Regions from separate parts of the Homo sapiens genome. Here region 1 is linked to region 2. Evidence: read pairs that join two places in POLR2A ChIA-PET (ENCODE). Cell type or tissue: PC-9. All regions are shown on one strand. Each heading gives the region's core, and the rest is flanking DNA. Links, peaks and the distances in the headings are about the cores only.

The links. Peaks named below come from ENCODE experiments on the same cell type or tissue, not always from the same donor. Only the 100,000 strongest peaks of a DNase experiment are listed, where the experiment ranks them.
Region 1: POLR2A ChIA-PET joins it to region 2 with 5 read pairs; 3 of 35 experiments call an interaction of 5 or more read pairs at or near these places.

The regions. Positions count from the first base shown.
Region 1 is chr2:222,810,499-222,816,260 of GRCh38, forward strand. No RefSeq gene overlaps it. Among named protein-coding and RNA genes, the nearest start is that of ACSL3, 48 kb to the right of the region's middle. In PC-9, for the core only: no CTCF peak of the experiment used is centred there; a DNase peak (open chromatin) is centred at 3,163; H3K27ac peaks cover 393 bases.
Region 2 is chr2:222,939,450-222,945,202 of GRCh38, forward strand. It overlaps ACSL3 (acyl-CoA synthetase long chain family member 3), which reads left to right. Exons shown (of 17, transcript NM_004457.5): 17 at 2,048-5,190. The coding sequence ends at 2,205. Among named protein-coding and RNA genes, the nearest start is that of ACSL3-AS1, 23 kb to the left of the region's middle. RefSeq lists a silencer at 4,573-4,722. In PC-9, for the core only: no CTCF peak of the experiment used is centred there; DNase peaks (open chromatin) are centred at 3,312 and 4,492; H3K4me3 peaks cover 1,212 bases; H3K27ac peaks cover 3,236 bases.

The DNA.
Region 1 (5,762 bases), core at 708-4,707, 130 kb before region 2:
TAGGACATTGAAAATCCTTTGCATGATACTCTAATGATGGATACGTGTAATTATATACTTATCCAAACTCACAGACTATACAACACCAAGAGTGAACCCTAGTGTAAACTGTGGACTTTGGTGATAATGATGTGTCAATGTAGGTTCAGCAATTCTACTAATCGTTCCACTCTAGTGGGGACATCGACAATGGGAAGGCCGTGCATGTGTGGGTGAAGGGGGCATATGGAAAGTCTCTGTCCTTTCTCTTAACTTTGCTGAGAACCTAAAACTGCTCTTAAAAAAAGTCTTAAAGAAAGAATAAGACTATGAAAAAAATCAAGATTTTAAAAAATGAAGTGAGTTTCAGGATAGAATGCAAGGAAATGTTAGAAACGCACCTTATATATGCATATTAAAAGGAGTTAATTGGCTTTTAAAATATTAATCTTAATAAACTTATTGTCTTACTAAAAAGTTTATGAGACTATATAAGTACTAATCTAATAAACAATGCTCTATGACCTGAATATCCCAAATATTAGTTAGTAGGAGGATAGATGCCTGCAAGCATGAAAGAAAGATTTAGTTTTGGATTTTCTGTCAATTTCTCGAGTAACTTTGGGAATGTCACTGTACTTTAGTTGTAGCTTCTCAACCCATAAAAAAGGGTAATAAAATTACCCACTGAGGGAACCTCAAAGAAGTGTTCTTACGATTAATGAGTTGATGATGCTGACTTGGCTTACACACCTGAGATGAAAGGCTGTGTATAAAAATGTAATGCCATTGTTGTTATAATTCCTGTTATTGTTCATACACAAGCAAATATAGGTGCACACGTTAGTCACAGCTAAAGATTAGGCCACCCAAGAAAAAGAATGAGTGCCTTTATGAATTGTGATTTCATTTGCACTATTACGTTTTCAGCATTATTTTAGTTAGATATACACCCTAACTTGAGTTATTGTTATAACAAAATGATTTCAAAACCTGACTTCCTGGTAGGAGATGAGGAATATGTGGAATGTTCCAGTAGCCAGCACTGGGACCTTCATAGTGCCTCTTGGATCTCAGTTTCCAAGTCAGTAAAATCCAGTTGTAGGATTAGGTGATCTCTGACTTTTCTATTAGCGCTGAGAGTTTACAATTCTCTATCACTCCAGCAACCCTGAGGGCCAATCCTGCAGCTGATGAAAAATAGAAGCCCTAGGATGAGTACAGTGGCTCATGCCTGTAATCCCAGCACTTTGGGAGGCAGAAGTGGGCAGATTGCTTGAGCTCAGGAGTTTGAGACCAGCCTGGGTATCATGGTGAAACCCCATCTCTACAAAAAATATAAAGTTAGCCGGGCATGGTGGCATGCGCCTGTGGTCCCAGCTCCTTGGGAGGCTGAGGTGGAGGATTGCTTGAGCCCAAGAAGTTGAGGCTGCAGTGAGCCTTGATAGTGCCACTGCACTCCAGTCTGGGTGACAGAGTGAGAGCTTGTCTCAAAAAAAAAGAAAGAAAAGAGAGAGAGAAGGAAGGAAAGAATAAAGAAAGAAAGAGAGAGAGAAGGAAGGAAAGAATAAAGAAAGAGAGAGAGAAAGAAAGAAAGAAGGAAAGAAAGAAAGAAAGAGCAAGAAAGAAAAGAGAGAGAGAAAGAAAGAAAGGAAGGAAGGAAGAAAAAGAGAGAAAGGAAGGAAAAGAAAAGAGAAGTTGGGGAAGGTTGGTTTTAAAACTGAGCAGTACAGTGATGTTTTAATACAGCTGTGCTGTAATCTTCGTTCTGTTACTTTATATTACTTGTAGTCAGACTTCCTCATCTGCAAATGGAGCTCAGAGCTCAGTGACCCTTCAGAGGGTCATTGGGAGGATTACATGAAAGGCTTAGATAGTACCCGGCACATAGGAAATGCTCAACCAATGTCAGATTTTACCAGGCTCTGGAAGGACCTACGTAGCGTCAACTTCACTTGCTCTGGCACCTGTACAACATTCACCAAACACTCACAATGCTCCTAGCAGAGTGCCTCCCACCCAGTAAATGCTCAAGCTAAAGACAATTTTTTTCAAGAAAAGTTTGAATTGCTTATTAATTCAAATCATTGTGGGCTGCAAAGAGCCTGAAAAGTGTCCCCCCAAACTATGCAGAATGGCTTTTGCATGTGCTCATAGCTGAACCTGGTTCTGACCGTTCATTCATCCATTAATTCATTCACCCAAGCACTCATTTATTTATCACTTATTTATCTGGGTCCCTGTGATGCACTTTGTGTAGCGCTGAATGCCAAGAAACAATTTTGAACTGGACAAAATCCCTCAGGGATCTTGCATTCTAATGACATCTAAACTGCTTCTTCCATCTTCTCCGTCTCTGAATTCTCTTTGCTTGTTTCCTGTTGCAGCCAGGGACCTTTGAGGTGACAAAGCTCCCCAAATCGGTATTCATTTGGAAAGCGGAGAAGGCGCCTGTCCTTCTCTGTCGCACTGGCTTTGTATCTGTGACAGTATGCACTGTGCTTAATCATGACAGGTACCAACTATGTTTTTGGGTTTTCTTTGCCGGGCACTACACTAAATGCCTTGTTTTGTATTATCTCCTTTCATCCAACCCAGTGGGGTAAGTAGTAGGTATAATTATCAGCTCTTTTTGGCAGATGTGGAAACTGAGGCATAGGACGTTTAAAGCAACTTGCCCAAGTTACAGGGCCAGTAAATGTTTGAGCTGAGATGTGGAGGCTTCAAGTCAGAATTGCCTAGCTCTGTGTTTTCCCTATGTCTCACAAAGGTTTTAGTGAAATACTTGTTTTGGTTTCCACTTAGAGGCCCTCTTTGCCCCAGTCTTTCCTCCCCATCCCTTTAAGACTGACAGTCTCCATTGAGATGGTGCCAGACATAGATAAGAATGAAAGACTCGGTGCTATTCTAGGGACCGCTCCTCTCCTCCTCTCCAGGGCCTAAGACTTTTGTCCTGGGTCAAGCCTCTTGAGCATGGCTCTCTCTCCCTTGAGAAAAGGTTTTTCACCACGAAGTTCTCCAGCCCTTAATGCAAATTGACATGTGGCAGGCAGCTCCAGATCTGAGTATCTCTTCTGCCCTATATTGCAGAATTAGACAACATACCCACGTTGACCTTTTCTGCATGATCTGTTCTGGATATGACTAATATATGCAGTTGCTGAGACAAACAAATGATTCTGTTCACCCTCCCAAACCTAGGTGCCAAAGTAGCAGATTGCTAGTGGGCAGGGTGTGTCATCTCATTTACCCGCTCTTCCTAGAAGCACATACATATAGCGTTGCAGAGAGTTGCTTACAGAGTGGGAGAGGAAAATTGTTCTTATGTTAAGGAACAGGCTTAATAGTGCTTAGGCCAGCTCACTGCCTTGACATTGGGAGAGGGAGCCAGAGATCAGCTTCCTCATATCATCAATGAACACTGTTACAGTATATGATCTTTGCAAATTTATGTTTTGGTCAGCTAGGGCTGCTGGAACAAAATACCATAGACCGAGTGGCTTAAAGAACAGAAATCTATTTCTCACAGTTCTGAGGCTGGAAGTCTGAGATCAGGGTGCCAGTCTGAGATCAGGGTGCCAGCATGGTTGGGTTCTGGTGAGAGCTCTCCTTCTGGCTTGCAGATGGCTGCCTTCTCAATGTCTTTACATGGTAGTGACAGAACAAGTCCCCATCTCTTCCGCTTCTAATAAAGGCACTAATCCCATCAGAGGGGTCCCACTCCCATGACCTTATCTAAACCAAATCATCTCCCAAAGGCTCCACTTTCAAATTCCATCATATTGGGGGTTAGGGCTTCAACATATGAATATTGAGGGGACATAAATATTCAGTCCACACAATTTATAAAAGACCAGTCATAACTAAAGTCTTTTTCTGAGACTAAGTCTCGCTCTGTTGCCCAGGCTGGAGTGCAGTGGTCAGATCTCAGCTCACTGCCACCTCCACCTCCCAGGTTCAAGCAATTCTTGTGCTTCAGCCTCCCAGATAGCTGGGATTACAGGTGTGTACCACCACACCCAGCTAATTTTTTTGTATTTTTAGTAGAGATGGGGTTTCACCATTTTGGCCAGGCTGGTCTCCAACTCCTGACCTCAAGTGATCCACCCAATTCGGCCTCCCAAAGTTCTGGGATTACAGGCATGAGCCACCATGCCTGGCCACCAATTATAACTAAAGTTTAATAGGCATAAAAAGTGAAATCATAGTATCTATCCAACAAGAGGAAAGGGAGATGGGGAGATCATAGTAGAATGCACCAGAGGTGTCTGAATATGGGTTCCAGGTACCTAGGGACTAACTGAGAGAAACCAGGGAATGAGAACTCAATCCATTTATGAGGAAATGAATATTTTGGAGGGCATGGGCAAGTGCCTTTCTAATAAGATTTCTTAGTACCACACTTTTCAAACTGGGGGCCATATCCATCTGGGAGTAGGAGGAGCCTTTCCTCCACAATAAAACAATTAAACAATATATACACCAGAATCTATGGTAAAGTAAGCGTTGTTCTATGAAACCTTTGCTTATACACATATTTGTGTATGTGTGCACTGGGTTGCACACATCTTTTTTGTGTGGGTTTTGGTCAAAATGTTTGAAAGTCACTGCCAATCTCTTCAATAATAACTCAGAATTTTAAAAAGTTTCTATTATATAATTATTCTCTTCCAAAAATAAACATGGGCACCGTTTCACTGCTGTGGCCATTTTCTTCTTCCTCTTTTAAAATCTTTTCCAGTTCTAACAAATAAAATTTGATGATGTTCAATAGTAGGTTAAGGGACTTAAGTCTCCTTCCATGAGATAATGATGACTTTTGAAAGCTCATTGTTAAAAGAAATCTATAAAATTTAACTAAAGAAAATACGTAAGGTTGGGCATGGCTGCTCACACCTGTAACCCCAGCACTTTGGGAGGCCAAGGAGGGCAGATCACCTGAGGTCAGGAGTTCGAGACCAGCCTGGCCAACATGGTGAAACCCCTTCTCCACTAAAACTACAAAAATTATCTGGCTGTGGTAGAACATGCCTGTAATCCCAGCTACTTGGGATGCCAAGGCACGAGAATTGCTTGAACCTGGGAGGCAGAGGTTGCAGTGAGTTTAGGTCGTGCCATTGCACTCCAACCTGGGCAATACAGTGAGACTCTGCCTCCAAAAAAAAAAAAGAAAGGCTCTCCCTCTGCCTCTGCCTCTGCCTCTGCCTCTGCCTCTGCCTCTGCCTCTGCCTCTGCCTCTCCCCACGGTCTCCCTCTCATGCGGAGCCGAAGCTGGACTGTACTGCCGGATGGGCCGGTCTCCAGCCCCTAACCGCGAGTGATCCGCCAACCTCGGCCTCCCGAGGTGCCGGGATTGCAGACGGAGTCTCGTTCACTCAGTGCTCAATGGTGCCCAGGCTGGAGTGCAGTGGCGTGATCTCGGCTCACTACAACCTACACCTCCCAGCCGCCTGCCTTGGCCTCCAAAGTGCCAAGATTGCAGCCTCTGCCCGGCCGCCACCCCGTCTGGGAAGTGAGGAGTGTCTCTGCCTGGCCGCCCATCGTCTGGGATGTGAGGAGCCCCTCTGCCTGGCTGCCCAGTCTGGAAAGTGAGGAGCGTCTCCGCCCGGCCGCCATCCCATCTAGGAAGTGAGGAGCGCCTCTTCCCAGCCGCCATCACATCTAGGAAGTGAGGAGCATCTCTGCCCGGCCGCCCATCCTCTGAGATGTGGGGAGCGCCTCTGCCCCGCCGCCCCATCTGGGATGTGAGGAGCGCCTCTGCCCGGCCGAGACCCTGTCTGGGA
Region 2 (5,753 bases), core at 1,754-5,753:
GGAGCTCTACCTAGTGTCTGTGATACTGCAGCCTCTGGTTCATGTTAATCTTTGTTCTTGACAGCTCCCAACCTGGTGCCCTGTTCCTGTTATTTAGATTCAGGAAAGACAGAAGCAAGTTTCTTGCACCCCAGAAGTCAGAATATTGGATGTGTGTTCCACTCCTCTTAGGGATTTCTTCCCTATTACTTTGTACTGTGCTGAGGGGAGGGTCTCTGGCAAGCGAATGCCTTGCATTTTTCTACCAGCCTTTGATGCGGTTGGTTTCCTTCTGTCCCGGAGTGTAGGAACTTCTTAAGTGGTTTCTGGGTTTCTTACACAGGCAATAAATAGGCCCATATAGCATTGTTAAATCCATGTTTCTGTAGGGGAAGGAGGGACTGCGTTTTCCTATATTGTCATCTTGCTGACATCACTCCTTAACACATTTCTTTCATGTATCATATGGCTAGCTGTTTACCCATTTCCCTTTGTTAGATTGCATGCTACTTGAAAGCAGAAACTTGTCATTTTTTTGCATTTTTAAAAGAATGTTTAGTAAAGCACTTTACATGTAGTAATAGTTTTTTAATATTTGTTGAACAAATGCTTAGAAAAATAAGTCAGTCCTACTGACGACATACGGTTTTTCAAAACTACATCTGCCCCTTAATCTCCTTTAAATGTTTTCCTTTCTTCCCTTCCTTTCTCCCTTCATTTGCTGCTATCATGAATCTCCTTAGTATTAGGCAATATGTTAGTAACACAATAGTGAGCAAGCATTCTGTATCCACATAGCTTGTAGGGAATATCCTGGTTCAATGACATAATTTGTCTTAAACTTTATTATTTTTTAATTTCTGAAGTAAATGTGCTCTGCATAATAAATTCAAGGAAAACAAATAGGCATAAAGGAAAAGGTGAATTTCCCCATTTCCTTTCTCCTGGATACCAGGCTCTAGAGGTGTGGAGTTTATAGCTTGGTATGTATCCTTCTCCTCACATCTAGGTGCATATAAGTTTATGCAGCCTGTGCTGGAACTTGTCTTTTTTTTTTTTTTTTTTAACCTAACAATAGGCATTTATGCAGCATATAATGAAGTTTCAGTCAGTGACAGACACAGACTGCATATATGACAGTGGTCACGTAAGATTATAATGTATTTTTACTGCCTTTTCTATGTTTAGATACACTTAAATACACAAATACTTAACTATTGTGTTACAATTACCTATGGTATTCAGTACAATAACGTGCTGTGCGGGTGTGTAGCCTAGGAGCCGTAGGCTAGATAATGCAGCCTAGATGTATATATAGTAGGCTATACCATCGACATTCGTGTAAGATATGCTATGATGTTCCCATGATGGCAAAACTGCCAAGTGTGTGATGCATTTCTCAGAACATATCCCTGTCATTAAGAGATGCGTGACTATATTGGATACCCTATTAGATACCTGTCTAAATGTAATTTTTTTTTTTTTTAAATGAGATGGGGTTTCGCTCTGTTGCCCAGGCTGGAGTGCAGTAGCACGATCATAGCTCACTGCATCTTCAGATCTCCTGGGCTCAAGTCATCCTCCCACCTCAGCCTCCTGAGTAACTGGTACTACAAGCGTATGCCACTATACCCAGCTTATATTTTTTATTTCTATTAAAAAATATTTTTAAGTTACTTATTTTAGAGACAAGGTCTCGCTATGTTACCGAGGCTGGCCTTGAATTCCTGGCCTCAAGCGATCCTCCTGCCTGAGCTTTCAGAGTTACTGGGATTACAGGCATGAGCCATCATGCCTGGCTCTAACTCGTTTTCAATGACAGAATATATATTCTATTTTGTTCCTATATCATATTTTATTTAACTCATTTTCCTCTTGATGGGGACTTGTTAAATAGTTTATTGTTTTACTTATGTTTGTATTTTGAGGAATAGATTCTTTAGAAGTGACATTCATGGTTCACTTGTTGGTTGTGCATTTTGATGGATACGCAAAAAGTGGGGAAGTTACACCATTTGCTAAGAACTTAAATACCTTTTCTTCTTTTCTTTTTTTTTAATCATCTTAGCAAGTCTGGAAAAGTTTGAAATTCCAGTAAAAATTCGTTTGAGTCCTGAACCGTGGACCCCTGAAACTGGTCTGGTGACAGATGCCTTCAAGCTGAAACGCAAAGAGCTTAAAACACATTACCAGGCGGACATTGAGCGAATGTATGGAAGAAAATAATTATTCTCTTCTGGCATCAGTTTGCTACAGTGAGCTCAGATCAAATAGGAAAATACTTGAAATGCATGTCTCAAGCTGCAAGGCAAACTCCATTCCTCATATTAAACTATTACTTCTCATGACGTCACCATTTTTAACTGACAGGATTAGTAAAACATTAAGACAGCAAACTTGTGTCTGTCTCTTCTTTCATTTTCCCCGCCACCAACTTACTTTACCACCTATGACTGTACTTGTCAGTATGAGAATTTTTCTGAATCATATTGGGGAAGCAGTGATTTTAAAACCTCAAGTTTTTAAACATGATTTATATGTTCTGTATAATGTTCAGTTTGTAACTTTTTAAAAGTTTGGATGTATAGAGGGATAAATAGGAAATATAAGAATTGGTTATTTGGGGGCTTTTTTACTTACTGTATTTAAAAATACAAGGGTATTGATATGAAATTATGTAAATTTCAAATGCTTATGAATCAAATCATTGTTGAACAAAAGATTTGTTGCTGTGTAATTATTGTCTTGTATGCATTTGAGAGAAATAAATATACCCATACTTATGTTTTAAGAAGTTGAGATCTTGTGAATATATGCCTGTCAGTGTCTTCTTTATATATTTATTTTTTATTAGAAAAAATGAAGTTTGGTTGGTGATGCATGAAACAAAATAGCAAGAGAGGGTTATAGTTTAATAGTAAGGGAGATAACACAGCATGTGTAGCACCAGTTGATAATTGGTCTCTAGTAGCTTACTGTCAAAATGTTCAATGAAGTCTTCTGTTCATCTGTTGAAACTAGGAAAATACCCAAACTTAAATGGAAGAATTCTGAAAGAGAGGATAGAATTTAAAGAACAAGAGTATATAAAGTTATTCTTTGAATATTTCGTTGACTATATGTACATTGAGTTATCTATATTTGTAAACAAATTAGTCATGGAAAATTATTCTATCTCAAAGTCTCCTTTTAGTCTAGATAATCATTATTTCATTTTAAAATTAGTGTTTTTCCTAGTTTGCACTGATGCGTGTATGGATGTGTGTGAGTCAGTGGTAGCTTATTTAAAAAGCACCTTATCCTTTCTCCCATAACCTTTGTACACTAAAAAATGAAAGAATTTAGAATGTATTTGATGATAGCATTCTCACTAAGACACATGAGAATTTAACTTTATAACCGCGTGAGTTAAGATTTAATTCATAGGTTTTGATGTCATTGTTGAAGTTATTTGTAATTCAGAAACCTTGCTTGTGTGATACATAGTCTCTTCATTTATTACTGCTTGTCTGTTGTTATATCTGGATTATCAAAAGCAATAGTGCACCAATTAAGATGTGCTCAAATCAGGACTTAAATCATAGGCACCACATTTTTCATGTCAGACTAGTTACTTTGTTGATTCTCAGTTACTGTAGGCATCAAAAGGCAAAAATCAAAAAAAAAAAAAACAAAAACAAAAAAAAAGATGAACCTAGGTCTGTGTAAAGTAAGGGGAGTGTTAGGAGCAGCCAGGACTGTGTAGTGTGTGTTTGGTTGCATCACAAACATCGTATGTGGAGACATTGCAATACAGTGTTTTTTGTTTTCAACTTTTCTTGTATTGTATATTTGTATTATGTTTTGAATGCTTTTCTCTTTTCATAATTAAATATTAATGTTTGGGATAACTGCCAAGAAGAAGTAAAAATATTGAATGGAACTTCTATATGAGGATGCTGTGATCTAAAAATTAAATCTCAGTGGGCGGAGAGAATTTGTTTCTGATGCCTTGTCTTTAGAATAATTGTTTGCTTTCAGATGATTAAAAAAAGGAGATTGTATCTAGGAAAAAAGTGTGAATGCTTCAAAGGAGAGATACTGATAATTGTGACTTGAAATAGTGTCAGATGAATTATGTAGCTGATCACTGATGGAACCATCTAATGAGGCAGGCTTAAACTCTATTTAGTTTCGTTTGTTTTCTCATATGAAGTTTATAATTCCTTTCAGTCCTAAAATGTCAGATGCCAGGTGTCAAATGCCACAGTAGAAAGTGAAATTAAGTAGAGTCCCCTTTTAAACAAATTTGTCTGTAAGCAAAACTATCTTTAGTGACTTAAAAAATAATATCCTCTAAAATTACCCTTTCAAGAGGAAAAAACTGTTCAATGAAAAAACCACTCAATTATGACTCATATAAGAAATACTGGTTTAACCAGGAGATATTTGGGGAGCAAAATTTTAAGGAATTTCAAATTGCTAAATCTAATACAAATATCTGACAATAAGATACAGATCTAAAAGAATGGTTCTTAAGAACTATTGTTTACTGGGAATAAACTAAGCTCTATGAAGAATTCGTAAGCATTACATGTTCCAGTAAGTTTAGCAACTTAGAGCCAAGACTGGTGGCCACCTCCATTTATTTCCCCACTGCTCCTCCACTGACATCCTTCTTAGCAGAAACTTCATGAAAAAGTTTTTGCTGACACAGAACAAACCTGAAAGTAGTATCTACTTTCTAAATACTACTTTGCTTTTCAGTAGTGGATTTGATATTTATAATGTTCTCTAAAGCTTGCAACTTTTTCAGCAACGTTTAAAAATAGATTAACCTGGAATAACTTACTTGTTTGCTGCTAAAATACTCAAGATTTTGCCATTTTTAAACAACCAGTCCCTGTGATACAACTTTGAAAAAACTTTTAAAAATCTCTGATGTGTGGGCTCTTTTTTTCCCATAAGAATTATGTACATCTGTGATGTTTTACAGGGGGATCCGCTTTTAAACAGTGTACATATTGGACCACACTGAAATGTCATATATCCTTTCTCTACTTAAAATTGGTTATTTACTGTGAGTTCATTTCCGATGTGTTCTTGGTTGTTGCTGTTTTCTGCCTGAAGACGTGTATCATAAAGAGCTACATGGTATGGACTATTTATTTGTAATTTGACATAAAGTTTGAAGAATAAAGATCTATAAAAGTTGAAGTTTCTGATATTAAAGCTCTTAATATATTGGCTTTTTTTTTTTTTTTTTTTGGTTTTGGTTTTTAAGAAAAGCTGTTCCTGTAAAAGTGAAACTTTCATTGACATTCCTGAAATACTTGAAGAAGGAGTTTGGGGAATTTTCCATCCTGACCTAACAACCTAACCAAAGGAAAACTTTTTATTCTAGAAATTCTGTTAATAATCTATTTCCTAGCCTTTTTATATTCTAACTTTCCCCTAACCCTTCCCGAATTCCTCCTTTCCATTCCTCCTTTTTGGTTCTGACTGCCCAGAAGATATACTGTCAGCATTTTAAATTCCAAAATATTCATACAGCATAAAATCTTGAATAGAGGTGGTAAATTGAAATTTGGCATCAAAATTAATGGGGTAGAATCTACAATGTGGCAGAAATATCTAAACTTTGTGCCAACATTTAATCCAATAATTGTGGGAGGAAGAGTTGTATCATGCTGTGTTTCAGAAACTAACCTCCCTCACCCACCCCATCTTTGACTGCCAGTCAATATTTGTGGGTATATGTAACTTTATCATAGCATACTTTTGTCTCTGTGTGT